Regions from separate parts of the Homo sapiens genome. Here region 2 is linked to region 1. A link is an interaction called in ENCODE POLR2A ChIA-PET data of the cell type or tissue named here. Cell type or tissue: GM12878. All regions are shown on one strand. Each heading gives the region's core, and the rest is flanking DNA. Links, peaks and the distances in the headings are about the cores only. Region 1 overlaps CAMK1D (calcium/calmodulin dependent protein kinase ID). Region 2 overlaps CAMK1D (calcium/calmodulin dependent protein kinase ID).

Region 1 (9,917 bases), core at 1,918-9,917:
AGACTCCTGACCTCTGCTTCCTTCAGTGGTATGCCACAGCCACCTTCCAGCGACTCCTAAAAGTCTAAGTCAGGAATTTTGCAAGTAGGTTGTTAAACCATGGGGAGCTTGAAATCAGACCAGGTGGGAGTATTCACACCACAGAAATCAGCAAGAGCTACAAATCAGAACTGCCGTCCCACCAAGGCCAGTTTATCAGCACACAACTGACTCCAATGGCCTCCTTCTCTTCCCATACCATAACACATGCATGCACAGAGCGTGAGGTTTTGCTTTTTTTTTTAACATCAGTCAGTACTTCTCTATCCCATCAGCTCCACTAACTAGCTTGTTAGCAGCCTGATCAAATGAGAATGATGGCCATGCGTGGTGGCTCAGGCCTGTAATCCTAGTACTTCGGGAGGCCTAGGTGGGCGGATCACCTGAGGTCAGAAGTTCAAGACCAGCCTGGCTAACATGATGAAACCCCATCTCTACTAAAAATACAAAAAATTAGCCAGGTGTGGTGGTGCGTGCCTCTAATCCCAGCTACTAGGGGCGCCGAGGCAGGAGAATTGCTTGAACCCAGAAGGCGGAGGTTGCAGTGAGCCGAGATCATGCCACTGCACTCCAGCCTGGGCAACAGAGGGAGACTCCATCTCAAAAAAAAAAAAAAAAAAAAAAGAGAATGCGCATTGGAGTCAAGAGACTCCTAACTTTCTACATGCCTCTTAGCAACCTCTTCACCTGAGTCATTTAACTTCTCTGACCCTTCATGTCCTTGTCTGTTAAATGAGGTCAGTAATTGCTGCTCACTCACTAAGAGTCAGAAGGAATCATGGATGCAAAAACCACACTGCAAACCGTAAAACACCAAGCAGCTGTGGAAAACAGTATGGCGGTTCCTGAAAAAATAAAACACAGAATGACCATCTGATCCAGCAATTCCACTTCTGGCTATACACCCAAAAGAACTGGAGGCACGGGCTCAGACATTGTACACCCATGTTCACAGCAGTACAATTCACAACAGCCAAGAGGTGGAAGCAACCTGTGTCCATTAACACACGAATGAATAAACAAAAATTAGCCAGGTGTGGTGGCACACACCTGTGATCCCAGCTACTGGGGAGGCTGAGGCAGGGGAATCACTTGAACCTGGGAGGTGGAGGCTGCAGTGAGCGGAGATCGTGCCACTGCACTCCAGCCTGGGTGACAAAGCAAAACTCTGTTTAAAAAAAAAAAAAAAAAAAAAACCTTAGGAAACAAAAACTGTGTCTGAACTGAACATATATAGCCTTTTTTGTCAGTATCCTCTAAATAATACAGTGTAACAACTATTTACATAACATTTACATTGTATTGGGTATTACAAGTAATCTAGAGATGATTTAAAGTACATGAGAGAGGAGGCCGAAGAGGGCAGATCACCAGAGGTCAGGAGTTTGAGACCAGCCTGGCCAACGTGGTGAAACCCCATCTGTACTAAAAATACAAAAATTAGCTAGGCATGGTGGTGGGCACCTGTAATCCCGGCTACTTGGAAGGTTGAGGCAGGAGAATTGCTGGAACCTGGGAGGAGGAGGTAGCAGTGGGCCGAGACTGTACCACTGCACTCCAGCCAGGGCAACAGAGCAAGAATCCGTCTCAAAAACAAAACAAAACAAACAAAAAAAAAACAGGCCGGGTGCGGTGGTTCACGCCTGTAATCCCAGCACTTTGGGAGGCCGAGGCGGGCGGATCATGTGAGATCAAGAGTTCAAGACCAGCCTGACCAATATGGTGAAACCCTGTCTTCACTAAAAATACAAAAATTAGCTGGGTGTGCTGGCGTGCACCAGTAGTCACAGCTACTTGGTAGGCTGAGACAGGAGAATTGCTTGTACCCGGGAGGAAGAGCCTGCAGTGAGCCAAGATCGCACCACTGCACTCTAGCCTCCATGACAGAGTGAGACCCTATCTCAAAAAAAAAAAAAAAGGCCGGGCGGGGTGGCTCACGCCTGTAATCCCAGCAATGTGGGAGGCCAAGGCGGGTGGATCACAAGGTCAGGAGATTGAGACCATCCTGGCTAAGACAGTGAAACCCCGTCTCTACTAAAAATACAAAAAATCAGCCCAGCGTGGTGGCAGGCGCCTGTAATCCCAGCACTTTGGGAGGCCGAGGCGGGCAGATCAGGAGGTCAGGAGATCGCGACTATCCTGACTAACACGGTGAAACCGGGTCTCTACTAAAAATAAAAAAAATAAAAAATAAAAATTAGCCAGGCATCATGGCGGGCGCCTGTAGTCCCAGCTACTCGGGAGGCTGAGGCAGGAGAATGGCGGGAACCCGGGAGGCGGAGCTTGCAGTGAGCTGAGATGGCGCCACTGCACTCCAGCCTGGGGGACGGGGCGAGACTCCATCTCAAACAAACAAAAACAAAAAACAAAAAACAAAAAGTACATGGGAGGATGTGCAAAATTTATATGCAAATACTACACCATTTTATATCAGACACTAGAGCATCCTAAAATTTTGTTATCCGCGGCAGGTTGATTCTGGAACCAGCCCCCGGCAGATACCAAGGGATGACTGTATCACATGATTCTACTTCTATGTGGTACCTAAAGTAGCCAAATTCACTGAGACAGATGGTGGAACGGTGTGTATCAGAAGGTCAGGGAGGAGGGAGTAGGGAGTTAGTGTTTCATAGGTGGAGTGGAGGTTCAATGTGGGAAGATGAAAGAGTTCTGGAGATGGATGGTGGCGATGGTTGGACAATGCTGTAATGTACTTAACACCACAGAACTGCACACTTCAAAATGGTTACGATGGCAAGTTTTATACTATGTATTTTTTAAGCACACTTTTTTGTTTTTTGTCTTTTGTTTTAAGGAGCAGAGAGTTTAATAGGCAAGAAAGAAGGGGGAAGAAAGAAAGAAGCAGCTTCCCTGTACACAGACCGGCGGGGGGTAGGGGAGGCTCCAAAGCCAGGAGACGGAACCCCAAACTTAGGTAATATCAGCCAGCTATATTCAATGGCTGGAGGAGGCGTTTAACTATAATTTTTAAAAAACAGTCAAATAGGCCAGGAGCGGTGGCTCACACCTGTAATCCGAGCACTTTGGGAGGCCAAGACGGGTGGGTCATTTGAGGTCAGGAGATCGAGACCAGCCTGGCCAACATGGTGAAACCTCGTCTCTACTAAAAATACAAAAATTAGCCAGGCGTGGTGGTGGGCGCCTGTAATCCCAGCTACTCGGGAGGCTGAGGCAGGAGAATCACTTGAACCCAGGAGGCAGAGGTTTCCGTGAGCAGAGATTACGCCACTGCACTCCAGCCTGGGCCACAGAGCGAGACTCCATCTCAATTAAAAAAAAAAAAAAAAAAAAAAAAGGGCCAGGCACAGTGGCTCATGCCTGTAATCCCAGCACTTTGGGAGGCCAAGGCAGGCAGATCATAAGGTCAGGAGATCGAGACCATCCTGGCCAACATGGTAAAACCCCGTCTCTACTAAAAGTACAAAAATTAGCTGGGTGTGGTGGTGCATGCCTGTTATCTCATATACTCGGGAGGCTGAGGCACGAGAGTAGCTTGAACCTGGGAGGCAGAGATTGCAGTGAGCCAAGATCACACCACTGCACTCCTGCCTGGGTGACAGAGCAAGACTCCATCTCAAAAAAAAAAAAAAAACAGTCAAATAGGAAGTCTTGTTATTATATCCATTTGTCAAGAAGCTGAAAGCACCAAAGAAAGCCAACATTGTTTGTCCATCACGACTAGGGCCCCAAACTCCATTTTTACTGACCATGCTAACACACACCCAAAAAATCCAAAGAGCATAATTCTTGTACGTTATTGCCACATACAGGATGTCCCCAACTTATATGCAAAGTCTGTTCCAAGAGATCATTGAAAGCTTGTTGTTGCTGTTGTTGTTGTTTTGAGGCATATTTTCTTACAGAAGTGGAATTTTTCCTGGTGACGTGGACACTATTCCAACCTAAAGAAGCCCTGGCGTCCATGGTAGAGCTGTGACAGTATCTGCAGTCCCGGCCTGGCCCGGGAGAAAGAAAGAAAGATGGGAGAGGCAGCGACACAGCAGCCTCCCTTTCCAGAGCCCAGGACAGTTTAGGGCCCAATTTGGCAATAGTTGATGTAGGTTGGTTTACGGGTTCTATTCCCCAAAGCCTCAATGCATCATTACCACCTTGCCTCACTCAGCCCTCAACTCCCCAGTTTGCGACCCATTTGAGCCTCCCGGGACGAAATTACTTCTTCCTCCTTCTGCCTGCCATTCAAATGCTAATCAAGTATTGAGAAAAAGTTCTTTCCTTAAAATCACTTACATAGTAAATGACTGGCAGCCTCTCAACCTATTTTGAGGTATTTATATCTTCTCAAGTTTTAAGGCAAATTTGAAGCAGTCTTCTTTCAAGGTTAAGGAAGTATTAGCCCATAAATGGGAGGATATTTGGGGGCAGGGGACGCTGGCCTGCTGGTCACTCCGATACCTCCTGGCTTGGTACAGCTTCTCTTCTCTCCATCCACAAATTTTTCAAAGCTACAAAGGTCTAGGGTTTTTCTTTTTCACAACACTTTGGGCCTTGTACGAAGGGACAGGGTTGTGTGGGGAGGCAGGCAAGACTGTCACTTGAACATCAGAAACTGTCTGAGGTTTTATTTAATACGATACCTTTAGGATTCCATTTACAGCACCAAATCCAATTTATTGTAAAACCAATTTCAGTGATCTGTGTTGTGGTCATGAAAGAGAGAGAAAGGTCCTCTCAACAACTAGAAATACTGACTACTTTCAGCTGGAGGAGCTTTTTCTTCCTCTGCTCAGCCTGTGATAGAGGCACCAGTAAATCAAGATCCCGGACATTGTCTGGCTTCCACAGGGACTAAAATGGACAGGTCAAGAGGAGAAATCATGGCTGATTTGGAAATTAGCTCCCCAAGTGTTAACACTAACATCCTGTGACCTGGGACATTTAAAGTTTTTGAGATCTTCTCCCAACTCCCATGCAAAAATCCCCCAAAAGGGTATTTTAAATAAATGGTTACATATGCTTATGGGGTATATACATATGCATGCTGCCATTTTTAAATACTCTAGCATTAAAATAAATTCAGTACCTATAGGTTTTAAACTACAAAACTTCATGATGGTTAGACACTGTAAGTAAGTTCCTTGAGTCATCAAATCAAAACATGAGTTTCAATAAGAAACAAAGCAGAAAGACAAGGAATTTTCCAAAAAGAAAAGCATGTTGAATCAAAGAAAAGCCACAGGCTGCCTGCAGACCTCCATGCAGTGAGAAGCCACTCTTGCCCAGGCTGATGGAGAGAGGGACAGATTTTTTTAAAACCAGCTAAGGGTGCAGGGAGAGGTGCAGAGAAAAAAAAAAAAACCGAGAAGCTACCCAGGGGGAGGGCTGAGCCTGGGACACACAGCTAACTAGGTCACTCCAGCACCGGAGCTGGGCCAGAGGACGTTTCAGGCAGAGTCTTTTGCTTAATGCTAGCATTACATGAACTAATCACCCCTGTTGGGAGCAAATGTTGAATGGCTCAGCGGGCCTTCCAAATCTGTGGAAATGGCCTCTGAGGGGCAGGGATAAATGATAGAGAGCGGGCATTGACTGCACACACACCCACGTGCCACACACGGCTCTCAGTGGTTCCCGTGCACCCTCATTTCATCTTCACCACAAGCCTCACATTAGGTCCAAGTGTCATCCTGTTTTACAGATGAGGACATGAGGCTCAGAATGGTAAAATAATTGGCCCAAAGCCATACAGCTAGGAAGCTGTGGACCCAGGATTTCCACCCATATCCGTGTAACCTCCGAGCCTATGTTCTTAGCTACTCACTGTACCAGGAAGAACAACTGTGGATTGTTCTTCTCTGGCTGACTGAAGAATTGTTTATGATTGCTGAAACCATAAATTTTGGGGGAGGTTAAATATGCACCATCCTGCCTATTTGCAACAAGAGCTTCCAAAAAATCAATTTCCAACAGATACTGACGTGTTCTTCCCCAATGGAACCTGCCCCAAATGTCCAAGGGAAGCCAACCTCAGCTGCTGGAGGTAACTACAGCTTGATGACAGTTACTGTATATTCAATCCCAGTTATGTGCCAGGTACCTCACATATGTCACTGAATCCTTACAACAATCCCACAAGGCAGCAACTCCTATCTCCCTCTTAAACTCAGAGAGATTAAGGAATCTATCCAGAGGCATTCAGCTATGAATGCCTGCACCAGAACGATCTTTCTGTTATGTTACGTTGCCTCCTTTACCCGGCCTCAGCAAATATACCCTATCAAAGGCTTGCTCTCAAGGTTCAGTGTTCACCAGGAGACAGAATCCCCCATTTCTTTTTTCTTTTATTTTTTGAGACAGAGTCTCACTCTGTCGCCCAAGCTGGAGTGGAGTGGCACAATCTCGGCCCACTGCAACCTTCGCCTCCCAGGCTCAAGCGTTTCTCACGCCTCAGCCTCCCGAGTAGCTGGGATTACAGGCATGCAACACCATGCCGGCTAATTTTGGTGTTTTTAGTAGAGACGGGGTTTTACCATGTTGGCCAGGTGTTGAACTCCTGACCTCAGGTGATCCACTCGCCTCAGCCTCCCAAAGTGCTATGATTACAGGCATGAGCCACTGTACTGGGTCCCTCATTTCTTTTTTCTTTTCTTTCTCTATGGGGACACGGTCTCTCTCTGTCACCCAGGCTGGGGTGTAGTGGTACCATCATAGCTCACTGCAGCCTCAACCTCCCAGCCTCAAGTGATCCTTCTGCCTCATTCTCCCAAAGTGCTGGGATTACAGTTGTGAGCCAGCACTCCAGGCTGGAATCTCTCCATTTCTAAGTCCTGCTGAAAGATTTGGAAAAACAGCACAAGACACAGAGAACAGATAGCTGAAGATATAAAATGAACTTGGTCTGTGGCGGAATGAACTTGACCTACGGCATGTATTTGGAGGTGACCTTTGATCTAACTGGAGCCTGAATAATCAATACACTGCATAATAAACCAAAAAAAAAGAAAAGAAAAGAAAATCAAGTGAGATCTAATAAAAAACTACCCCGGAGAAAAAGAAATCTCCCTCACCACAGAAAGTCAAAGGGGCATAGCCAACGTGAACCGAGATCAGGCTGGAATCTTTCCCGGAGTCCACGTGTCCTCCTGCACTAAATAAGCACGGAATTGACCATCTTGCATCAGGAAAATAACGTGGGTCCGCTGACTCGGGCACCAGCTTCATGGTGGCTGCCTATAAGCAGTTCCTTCATTAATTAAAGAAACATAATGGCCGAGTGCAGTGGCTCATGCCTGTAATCCCACCACTTTGTGAGGCTGAGGTGAGCAGATCACTTGGCGTCAGAAGTTTTAGACCAGCCTGGGCAACACGTTGAAACATAATCTCTACCAAAAATACAAAAATTAGCTGGGCGTGGTAGTACGCGCCTGTAGTCCTACCTACTCGGGAGGCTGAGGCAGGAGAATCACTTGAACCCGGGAGGCGGAGGTTGCAGTGAGCCAAGATCACGCCACTGCACTCCAGGCTGGGTGACAGAGTGAGACTCCGTCTCAAAAAAAAAAAGCAAACACCTGTAATCCCAGCTACTCAGGAGGCTGAGGCAGGAGAATCGCTTGAACTCGGGTGGCAGAGGTTGCAGTGAGCCGAGACTGGACCACTGCGCTCCAGCCTGGGCGACAGAGCAAGACTCTGTCTCAGAAAATAAAATAAAAACTTAAAAAGTAAAAAAAGAAAACATATCCCCGGTGGGCAAGTTGACCAGTAATGTGACAAATCTCCGCTGGACCCATGCCTAAGCCCTCCCAGAGGAGAGAGGAGGAGAAGCAGGAGGAGAGAGATTGAAGGGGATTTAAGGAGATTTATTTGGGGAAAGGAAAGATTAAAGAGATTTACAGAGACCCAGCCAAAGGAAAACTCAACAAGTTAACCCTTGAAATCCTCCCCTGAGAGCACACAAATCTCCACCTGGCACCAGCAAACCTAATTACTGTCCATTCAGTGGCCAAGTTCGAACCAGAAATTTGTACTTGAGACACAGTCATCATTAGCTTCTCTGGGAACAAGCTCTACCCAAACTCCCACTTCCCAAATCTCATTTTACTAATCAATAAGGACACTGAAGTTTGTTATCTTCACCTTTTCTTTTTTTTTTTTTTTTTTTTTTGAAATGGAGTCTCACTGTGTCACCCAGGCTGGAGTGCAGTGGCACAATCTCAGCTCACTGCAATCTCCACCTCCAGCATTCAAGCGATTCTCCTGCCTCGGCCTCCGGAGTAGCTGGGACTACAGGTGCACAGCACCACACCCAGCTAATTTTCTGTATTTTTAGTAGAGACGAGGTTTCACCACGTTGGCCAGGCTGCTCTCGAACTCCTGACCTCAAAAGAGGAGGTACCTCAAAGTCCCTCTGAGAATTTCACCTTCAAATTCAGAAATCCCTCCCCAGGGGAGCCCAGAAGCCCAAGGCTGTGTGCTTGCCCGTTTCCAGAGCCTCCCAGCACACGGGCACCCATAATGTGTAGACAGAGCAGGTGCTCCGAGAATTCCTGGGGAAACTGAACAAAACCACCAAATGAACTGTTCGTCCAAGCCCAGGTCCTTGGGGAATCTCACACCCCACATCCAGTCCACCAGCAATTCCTACCAGCTCCACCTTTAAAACACATCCGGAATTCGGCCAGGTGAGGTGGCTCACGCCTGTAATCCCAGCACTTTGGGAGGTGGGGGCGGGCAGATTTTTTTTTTTTTCTTTTTGAGACGGAGTCTCACTCTGTCGCCCAGGCTGGAGTGCAGTGGTGCAATCTCGGCTCACTGCAAAATCCCAGGCAGGCTCCCACATCAGGCACTTGCCCTTGTGGCCGCCTTTGACCGGAAGAGTCTACGTTCAGACAGCCCCATGGCTCTTTCCAGGTCTGCATTCAAGCGTCACCTCAAGCTGCCATCACCCCACCCCACACATCCCCTTTGGCTCTTGGTTCCTGCCTAACCTGCAGCTTCTAACGTGCTGTTCCTTTCCCTTCTTTGCCCCTTGTATTTTCTGTGGCTCCAGGAGAGCAGGCATTCTCGTCTGCTCACTGCCGTCTCCTCGGTGCCTAGAATATAGCAGGTGTTCAACCGATATTTTTAAATGTATGAGAGGCTGAATTTATATCACGCCTCAAAACAAGAGGACTGGGGAATCCAAACATCTAAAGAAGACTGCAGCGGGGATACCCTCGGGGAGAAGTCTAGGGGCTTCCCACCCCTCCTTTTTTCTCAGTAATGTTCTTCCTAATGCTTCTCACGGACTCTCAAATTCTAAGTAACCCCAGAAAAACAACTATGAAATTCACCAGTCAAATATACAAACCACCTCGAGTGTTTGTGCATTCTCTCCCCCACCACACACACATACACACGCACGCGCGCGCACACACACACACACGCACACACAAACACATATACACCAAAAAAGAAAAGTTGAGTCTGTTTTCCATCTGGACTTTCAGACAAACCAATCATCTGTGTCCTTAATAGGTGTATTTATTGGGCAATTTCAGAATAAGTAGCATAGTGTGAGATGAGTGGGAAAAGACGGTGCTTGACCCACGGAAGTTTCTATTTATAGTCTTCCTAAAGCAGCATCCAGCAGGCACTCATTTAATGAAAAAGGAGACACACTGCTATTGACACAAAGTGAGATCAGGGTGCTGGTCCTGAGCTCTTATTGTGCTACTAGTACAGTCACAAAAATGTCCCTCCAGAGCTAAGTGCAGTGGCCCGTGCCTGTCATCCCAGCACTTTGGGAGCCCAAAGTAGGAGGATCACTTGAGGCCAGGAGTTTGAGACCAGCCTGGGCAACACAGCAAAACTCTGTCTCTACAAAAAAATAAAAAAGTTAGCCAGGCATGGTGGTGCACACC
Region 2 (9,917 bases), core at 856-8,855, 110 kb before region 1:
GTCAGCGGTCAACACAGACAGCATTTGGGTCTCATGCCCAAAGGTAAACATGAAAGAGAACCATAGAGGAAGCCACTCCCACATGGACCCAGACACATTGATCCAGACCAGGGGCTGATCCAGAGCAGGGCTGATTCCCACTTTGAAAGTGGGACAAAGCCTGTTTCCTGCAGCCTGCAGTGAACATGTGCGCTGGGGTGGGGGAATCAGTCACCAGTAGTGGCCACTCAGCCTCAAGCTTCAGATCGATACAGATACAGGCACACAAGAAAGTAGAACTAGAAAAAAGCATGGAGGAAAATAATGTGGGAAAAAGACACAAAGGGAGGAAGGAGGAAAAGGAGCAAAAAAGAAAGAGGGGAAGTCATAAAGCGGCTCTAACAAAAAGAAGGCAAATCAACCAGGGCTCCTGGAGCACAGCCCCACCACGCACACACGCACGCACGCACGTACACACACACAAGGTGGCTTGGTTTAGTACAGAGGTGGTGGCAGTACACTGGGCCATAAGCACACCTCAAGCCATGGTTTCTTGGGATTCAAAAACCACACACGACCGGGCAAGGTGGCTCACGCCTGTAATCTCAGCACTTTGGGAGCCGGAGGTGGGTGTATCCCTTGAGGCCAGGAGTTCAAGACCAGCCTGGCCAACATGGTGAAACCCTATCTCTACCAAAAACACAAAAATTAGCCGGGTGTTGTGGCAGGCACCAGTAATTCCAGCCACTCGGGAGGCTGAGGCAGCAGACTCGCTTGAACCCAGGAGGCAGAGGTTGCAGTGAGAAGAGATCGCGCCACCGCACTCCACCTGGGCGACAGAGCGAGACTCCATGTTGGAAGAAAAAAAAAAGAAGAAGAAAAAGAAGAAGAAGAAGCATACACAGTATTTTAGGGATTTTAGTGAAAAATTTACAATATGGGTAAATGCCCAAGATATGTCACTCTGTGGAAAAGGGAAGAAACAACACACAATACAAAAGCAATTGTGTTGACTATGCACAGAAAAGGTCTGGAAAATACATAAAAAATCTCACAGTGGTTATTTCTGAGTGGTGGGATTAGAGTTGATTTTTATACTCCTGGTCAAGTCTTTATATATCATACAAAGGAATGGCATGGCACACTTTCCTAAATTTAAAAAAGCTGCCCTAAATATACCATATAGAAAGCCAAAGTTTTCAAAAGCATTATAGAGAATTGTTATGAAATCCAGGAGGTAAATGCAGACCTCAAGGCTAGCTATATTTATATAATCATGGACATTTTTGAGACAATCTGAAAAACCTAACAATCTGGTTGTTTATTAACAAATGAACATTTGAAATCATTTAGACATATCTTCAAGTCCAAAGAAAAATCTAAAGCAATCAAGCAAATATTCACTATCCTTCTGTCTGGTATTCTCCCATTTATATAACTATCAGAATATGCCCTGATAAAGTGTTCGATACTTAAGAAGAATGGTACCCTAACACACCAAAAAAGTGACAACAGGAAAAAAAACAATCAGCCAGGAAGAAAAAAGGTTCTGAAAGAACTGATTATATACAATGACTGAAAAGATGAATCTAACACATGCATTTACCAAATCCTTTGAAAGGGTCATTTCCACTAAAGTGTTCTCCAAGTAAAATATAACATTGTTTTCTCCAGAAGGTGCACATTTTAAAATTGGATTCTTAAAAGCTTATGAAATAATATACTAATAAACACATTTACAAAAGCTTTTTATGATATTAGCTTTTCCCGGAAATAAGCTATCCAGGTTTCCACATCATAAGCTGTAGTTGTGTAGTTATGTGTTTATGAATTAGTCATTCCTGGGGAAGGTGGGTTGTTTATTTGCCATGACTGTAGCAGAGCACGGCAAACCTAGAAAGAGAATACGATGCAGATGTCCCCTTTCTTGGTTATGCCCCAGTGGAAGCCGTAAATATATTGCCATCTGCACACCTCTCAGGGAAGGCCTCGCTTGGAAGAAAGGGTTAATTGCATGAGCACCTTGTATGGGCTGAAATCCAGATATTTTCTAATTCTATATGAAAAGGGGAGGGGGGCGGGGGAACCTCTACCTTCTAACCTAGAATGCTGGGTCTAATTCAAGACTATAGAAATGCTGGGTGGCTTTTCTCTCCCTAAATAGAAACAAGGCCATGTTCCCATTCAGAGGAGACCCTTTAAGCTCAGCAGGCATGGACTTCAAGGGTCCCAGAATACAACAGGCTCCTTGCCCTACACAGCACCGCCCCCCTCCTCTCCTCACCCCATTTCCTCTTTATCCGGGGAGCTACAGGTCTCCATCCCCTCAGAATCTCTCCCTGTGGAGCCGTTCACTTGATTTCCATCCATGTGAATCCCCCACCTTGCCCGGGCAGGACGCTATGTAGACTGCTGAGGGCAGATGAGATTTGGGACCAGAAAGAGGCTGCTAAATAATGAATAAAAAGAAGCACCCCCAGCCCTCCAAGACCTAATTATTTGCTTGCCTGAATCCAATAAGAAAAACAACCCCATGAAAGGAAAGGATGACAAAGACAGAGGCTAATTCTTCTCAAACCTTCTGGAAATTCTAGTTCCGAAGGGGGAAGGTGTGGTCAGGGATTTGGGTGCAGATCAGACTTAAGAGCCCCTGACAAGCCTAAACTACTCCACGTCCGCCCATCACATGGGCTGGAGGGCAGGGTCATGGGGGGTTATAGGCACAAAGGGCCCCCACCAGAGGGCTGGCCCCTCCCCAGAGAACACAGGCAGTGCTCCTGTGTGGGGCTGTGAAGGAGTCTTTTTACTACTGTCCATGCCATGCCACTCCAGGACAACCTTTCCTCCCCTACTAGGGACACCCCCAATCATTCCAAACTCACCTCTCCTCTGCACCTGGGAACCAGCAGCATCCCAACAAATGCCCAGAAAGTTCTAGTTCCACCTCCGCCCCTGTGGCCCACAACATGGCTTTTATTTTCTCCAATCATACTTCACCACTTTAAAATTGCTTTTAAAAACCATATTTGAGGCCGGGCTCAGTGGCTCATGGCTGTAATGCCAGAACTTTGGGAAGGTAAGGCACGCAGATTGCTTGAGCCCAGGCGTTTGAGATGAGCCAGCCTGGGCAACAGAATGAAGACCCGTCTTTACAGAAAATATAAAAAAAATAGCTGGATGTAGTGTTAAGCACCTGTAGTCCCAGCTACTCGGGAAGCTGAGGCGGGAGGATCACTTGAGCCCAGGAGGTCAAGGCTGCAGTGCGCCATGATGGCACCACTGCCCTCTAGCCTGAGTGACAGAGTGAGACCCTGTCTCAAAACATAAAAATTAAAAAGCGTATTTGCATAAAATCGGTAGCTTGTATGAATGACATGAACTATATCAATTTCAATATCCTGGTTATGATATTGTACTGTAAACTTGTAAGATTTACCATTGGGTGAAACTGGATAAAGGGTATGCAGGCTATCTCTATTACTCCTGACAACTTCATGCAAATCTACAATTATGTCAATAAAAAATTCCATTTAAAAAACCTAAAGAACATATGTTGTAAACCTCATGTGAACAAAGACCAATCAAGAGATAATCCTACCTACAAATGATTACACAAACCCAGCCTGGGTTTTACAGGTGCTTCTGCAGCCCATTTATTCAACAAATACATATGCCATCCCTACAATGGGCTATGCCAAGCATTATGAAGTGTATCTCTGCTAACGCTCTCATAAAATGAGTGTTGATGAGAGAAAAGTCATCTATTCTAGGTAGACCTGGCATAACTGACAATTTCATTTTTTTAATCAGAGGTGAAAATATTTTGACATTCAGTGCATTTGAAAATGCATTAAGTAACTGCTCTCTTTAGGTTGGGACATGGCTCAAGTCACAATTCATAAGTTACCCTGGTCGCAGCTGTCAGGAAAACATGAGAGTGACTGGGCGCAGTGGCTCATGCTTATAATCCCAGTACTTTGGGAGACTGAGGTAGGTGGATCACTTGAGGCCAGCGGTTCAAGACCAGCCTGGACAAAATGGCAAAACCCCATCTCTACTAAAATTACAAGAATTAGCCAGGCATTGTGGCAGCTACCTGTAATCCCAGCTAATCGGGGGGCTGAGGCAGGACAATCGCTTGAACCCGGGAGGCAGAGGTTGCAGTGAACTGAGATCGCGCCACTGCACTCCAGCCAGCGTGACAGAGTGAGACTCCATGTCAATAAAAAAGAAAACATGAGAGTGGACACCCCTTTGCCGAGTCACAATATTTATTACACGTTCCACATGGCAGCATCTACCCATTCCTTCTGCGGGCCACGTACTGACAACAAGTTTCTCAGGCAGCCAAGAGAGGTGAAATTTCAACCTGAGTTCGAGGGCAACATCCTGGGGTGCTTGCTTTGCTTCAAAATGAGTCATCAAAACCCTATAAGCCTTTTGGCCAGGAAGTTCCAGAGATTTTAAACAAGCAAATGTGCCCCAGCTACGACAATCCCTGAAACATCCTGCTTCATTTTGCACCTGTCATCTGTCTGGACCAGATGTCGCTCTCAGCTCGTGTAAGAAGCCCTGTGTAGCTGCCGCCACGACCTTCCCATAAAAAACGTTCCCAAGACACATTTCCCAGGCACAGATCCTTCCTAAGGTCAGAGGCTTGAGAGGGGGACCATCTTCCTTGGCATATTTATTGCTGATGGCACTTACCAAAGTATTTTTAATGCATTATCTCATCTGTTACTTACAAATAACACCTCCCCCTAGGAAAACCTATTGACTTCTAAAAAAAAAAAAAAAAAGAAATTCAGAGACAGGGTCTTGCCCTGTCTCCCAGGCTGGAGTGTAGTGGTGTGATCATAGTTCACTGCAGCCTCCAATTCCTGGTCTCAAGCAATTCTCCTGCCTTAGCCTCTCAAGTAGCTAGGACTACAGGTATGTGCCACCACTCCCAGCTAAATTTTAAAAATTTTTGTTTGTTTGTTTTGAGACAGAATCTCGCTCTGTCGCCCAGGCTGGAGTGCAGTGGTGCGATCTCGGCTCACTGCAAGCTATGCCTCCCAGGTTCACACCATTCTCCTGCCTCAGCCTCCCAAGCAGCTGGGAATACAAGTGCTCACCACCACATCCAGCTAATTTTTTTGTATTTTTAGTAGAGATGGGGTTTCACCGTGTTAGCCAGGATGGGCTCGATCTCCTGACCTCGTGATCTGCCCGCCTTGGTCTCCCTAAAATTTTTTTTCGAGACGGTGTCTCACTATGTTGCCCAGGCTAGTCTCGAACTCCTGGCCTAAAGAGATCTTCCTTCCTCAACCTCCCAAGCAGCTGGGATTATAAGCATCAGCCACAGCATCCAGCCATAACCTCATTTTTTAAATGAAGAAACTGAGGCTAACTCTCTCAAATATTTGTCAATTCCTGGTTACTCAGAAATTGATGATTTATGATCATTTCAGTCTTTTTCTGGCCTCTTCCTATCTGCTTCTAGCAGTGGGCAGGCAGCAATCTAAAGAGAAAGAGAGAGTATGGGTCTCAAGTTAGGTGAAGTAGCAGTCCAGCTCATGACTCAAGAGATGACTTTGCATTTAGCCTCCCAGAACCTCTGTCTCTTCATCTGTAATGTGGAGTAATACCACACTGCAGCACCAAAGGGGTGATTAAATGCAACAACCTGGATAAAATACGAGGTGGTTGCTCAAAACATTACCTCTTTGATGCTTGTTAAAAATAAGATTGGCTCAGCTGGGCACAGGGGCTCACACCTGTAATCCCAGCACTGTGGGAGGCCAAGGTGGGTGGATCACTTGAGGTCAGGAGTTCAAAACCAGCCTGGCCAACATGGTGAAACGCCATCTCTACTAAAAATACAAAAATTAGATAGGCGTGGTGGTGGGCGCCTGTAATCCGAGCTACTCGGAAGGCTGAGGCAGGAAAATCGTTTGAACCTGGCAGGCAGAGCTTGCAGTGAGCCGAGATCACACCACTGCACTCCAGCCTGGGTGAAAGAGTGAGACTCCATCTCAACAAATAAAATAAAATAAAAATAAAAGATTGGCTCAATAGAAATAAGAATTAACAACCAAAGTAGAATTTTTGAATTATCAGAGAATTTTAATTATATGCAAAACTCTCTGAATTCAGGGGTAATTGGGGATTATCTATAATTAATGGCTGAGACAGAAACACCCAGATGAACAGGACTTTTATTTTCGCTTATCAGAGTTGGTAAAGAAATGCTGCCCCACTATCTTATCCTTCAATTAGAAATCTACCATTAAACCTCTGCACATAACTGAAATGCACAAACTGCGTGCTTTATGGGTGACGGACAAACCCAAGCTCTCACCCACCATTCTCATCAGATTTCAACATGACCACTGTAAAGGCATAATGGAATTTAGGATTGATTATTCCTTGCCCAATATCCAGAACGTCTCAGGAATGTGTGTGCTGTTGAATGTGATGTTCTGCTTTAGAGAATTGACTTGTGAATGGTTCTTAAGTGCTCAAATATGAAGAATATGAAATACAACAAAATACATTTGGGATGAATTTGATCACTCTTTTTTTTTTTTTTTTTAAGATGGAGTCTCGCTCTGTCACCCAGGCTGGAGTGCAGTGGCGAGATCTCGGCTCAATGCAAGCTCCGCCTCCCGGGTTCATGCCATTCTCCTGCCTCAGCCTCCTGAGTAGCTGGGACTACAGGTACCCGCCACCACACCCGGCTAATTTTTTGTATTTTTAGTACAGATGGGGTTTCACCGTGTTAGTCAGGATGGTCTCAATCTCCTGACCTCGTGATCCGCCTGCCTCGGCCTCCCAAAGTACTGGGATTACAGGCATGAGCCACGGCGCCCGGCCTTGACCACTCTTTTCTGCCTTGTCTGACATCAGCCACTAACACTAAACTCTCAAATTACAGTACACGTGGTGGGGGAGGGTAGGTAAAGCCACACGATCAAATGGTACACCTTCTGAGAGCATCAGCCTTGCTCAAGGTGAGTCTGCAAAAGCTCTGGAGATGGCCAGTTCATTTACTGACTACTCTCTGCACCTGGGAGTGCTCTGTGGCAATCGGAAAAGAGCTACTGAAGGAGAGGAAAAATACCAACTGATGGAAGACCCACCTGCCGAGGCCTCTGCTAGGTATCTGCAGAGTGTCCCATTTAATTTCTTACCTAGTCACTCAACAACCACGGGACAAAGAGGGGACCAACAGCCAGGAGCTTTTATTTATTGTTTTGAGATATACTTTAACCAGGTTTTCAGACCCCATCTAAGCAGGGGTGTATTAGTCCGTTTTCATACTGTTATAAAGAACTGCCTGAGTCTGAGTGATTTATAAAGGAAAGAGGTTTAACTGAGTCACAGTTCAGCATGGCTGGGGAGGCCTCGGGAAACTTACAATCATGGTGGAAGAGGAAGGAAGCAAGGCAGAAGGGGAAGCAAGGCATCTTCTTCACAAGGCGGCAGGAAGGAGAAGGAACGCAGGAGACACTACCACACACTTATACAACCATCAGATCTAGTGAGAACTCACTATCACGAGAACAGCATGGGGAAAACCTACCCCATGATTCATTTACCTCCACCTGGTCTCTCCCTTGACACCTGCGGATTATGGGGATTTATAGGAATTATAATCCAAGATGAGACCTGGTGGGGAAATAAAGCCTAACCATATCAGGGGGCGATACACATCAGCCCCTTCAACTCACCGAGAGGTGAGAAAAAAGCACCGAGAACATCGTAGTGAAAACAAAAGAGTGGTAATCTCAGAGGTGAGAAAACTGGCTGATAGAGACACAGATGTGCTGGCAGATTATGAATTCATGTTTACTTAAAAAGATAAGTTGTTGCATTATAAACAAACCACCAAATTTACTAACAACTAAAATACTGGTTAGTACCAACCTATGATATATTTATGCATAAATTTTTTAAAACTCTTAGAGCTGGCCAAGTGCAGTGGCTCACACCTGTAATCCCAACACTTTGGGAGGCTGAGGTGGGTGAATCATTTGAGGTCAGGAGTTCGAAACCAGCCTGGCCAACAAGGTGAAACCCCGTCTCTACTAAAAATACAAAAATTAGCCAGGTGTGGTGGTGTGCGCCTCTAATCTCAGCTACTCAAGAAGCTGAAGCAGGAGAATCACTTGAACACGGGAGGCAGAGGTTGCAGTGAGCCAAGATCACGCCATTGCTCTCTCCTGCCTGAACGACAGAGAAAGATTCCATTTCAGGAGGAAAAAAAAAAAAAAAAACTCTTAGAGCTTATTTTCATTCTCTAAGCCAAATAGGAAATAAGTTTGCTGTTATCGGTCTTGGACTCTAGATATGAGTGCCAGCTGCTGGTTGCCCAACAGAATTTTGACAAAAGATGTTTATTCTCTGGCATATGCTCATTTTTTCTTCCAGCCCAGATAGAGTGCTCTCTGTCTATGCTGCTAGGCTCTGCCCTGCAAGCTATTCTCACTAACACCACTTCACTGCAGAGGACTCCATTACCTTAACGGGTTAGAAATAAGAGCTCAAGCTGGGCATGGTGGTGCATGCCTGTAGTCCCAGCTACTCAGGGCAGGAGCTGAGATGGGAGGATTGCTTGAGCCCAGGAGGTCAAGGCTGCAGTGGGCTATGACCGTGCCACTGCACTCCAGCCTGGGAAACAGAGCAAGAACCCATCTCTAAAGAAAAAAGAGAATGAGAGCTCCACAACTCATATCAGCCCATTAGGCATGTCACATCTGAACTCTGACCCTTCTCATGTTTAATAATGCATGCTAACAGCAATATACAAATATCAGCTCTCTTTTTTGTAGTTGTTCCTGTTACTGTCATATTTTACAACAATTCTGTTAGATGGTCTTGAGACCTTCACAAATATGGTCCAATGCTTATAACCATTTATTCAAAAAAAAAAAAAAAATTCTTGGCCAGGCGCAGTGGCTCATGCCTATAATCCCAGCACTTTGGGAGGCCAGGGTGGGCGGATCACAAGGTCAAGAGATGGAGACCATCCTGGCTAACATGGTGAAACCCTGTCTCTACTAAAAATACAAACATTAGCTGGCCACGGTGGCGCGTGCCCGTAGTCCCAGTTACTCGGGAGGCTAAGGCAGGAGAATTGCTTGAACCTGGGAGGCGAAGGTTGCAGTGAGCCAAGATCACGCCACCGCACTCCAGCCTGGCAACAGAGGGGAAGACTCTGCCTAAAAAAAAAAAAAAAAAAAAAAAAAAACTCTTCATAGGCCAGAAATTCAAATTATCCATTTAGTAATGAAAAATAAGTGAATTTTCATAAAATTAACAGAATTTGGACTTCGACAGAACACAAACTCTTAGGAGCACGCACTCATTCTTTCGCTGAGTCGCAAGGGAGTTAGGGGTCTTGGTATATAAGACGTAAGAAGCGCTGGGTGGGAATATTCTGGTGAAGTGGATCCGAGAGAAGCGTGTTCATTGTTTCAGAGAACAGGGAACAGTTCCCAAGAAAAACAGTGTTTGGTTTCTGTGATGAGCAACAAACTTCCTCCTCCAAAGATACGTGGCAAAACAATACGGTCTCCACTCAAGGCATCTACTCTAAGAGATACCTTGGCTACCATCATAGAAGAACACCTAAAAATAACTGTGAAATATTTCCACCACTGTTGGGTTACTTTTGGGTATTCTTACTTTGAAAGCTTCTTTTTTTTTTTTTTTTTTTTGAGATGAAGCCTCGCTCTGTCACCAGGCTGGATTGCAATAGCATGATCTCAGCTCACTGCAACCTCCACCTCCCAGGTTCAAGCAATTCTCCTGCCTCAGCCTCCGGAGTAGCTGGGACTACAGGTGCACGCCACCACACCCAGCTAATTTTTGTATTTTTAGTAGGGACGGGGTTTCACCATGTTGTCCAAGATAGTCTCGATCTCTTAACCTCGCGACCCGCCCACCTCGGC

What was found. ChIA-PET counts read pairs that join two places held together with the same protein. Peaks named below come from ENCODE experiments on the same cell type or tissue, not always from the same donor. Only the 100,000 strongest peaks of a DNase experiment are listed, where the experiment ranks them.
Region 2: POLR2A ChIA-PET joins it to region 1 with 5 read pairs; 4 of 35 experiments call an interaction of 5 or more read pairs at or near these places.

What each region holds. Positions count from the first base shown.
Region 1 is chr10:12,354,984-12,364,900 of GRCh38, reverse strand. All of the region lies in intron 1 of CAMK1D (calcium/calmodulin dependent protein kinase ID), which reads right to left. Among named protein-coding and RNA genes, the nearest start is that of CAMK1D, 10 kb to the right of the region's middle. RefSeq lists a silencer at 8,295-8,344. In GM12878, for the core only: no CTCF peak of the experiment used is centred there; no DNase peak of the experiment used is centred there; H3K4me3 peaks cover 1,376 bases; H3K27ac peaks cover 882 bases.
Region 2 is chr10:12,461,454-12,471,370 of GRCh38, reverse strand. The region is part of intron 1 of CAMK1D (calcium/calmodulin dependent protein kinase ID); the gene reads right to left. Among named protein-coding and RNA genes, the nearest start is that of MIR4480, 110 kb to the left of the region's middle. In GM12878, for the core only: no CTCF peak of the experiment used is centred there; no DNase peak of the experiment used is centred there; H3K4me3 peaks cover 537 bases; H3K27ac peaks cover 1,541 bases.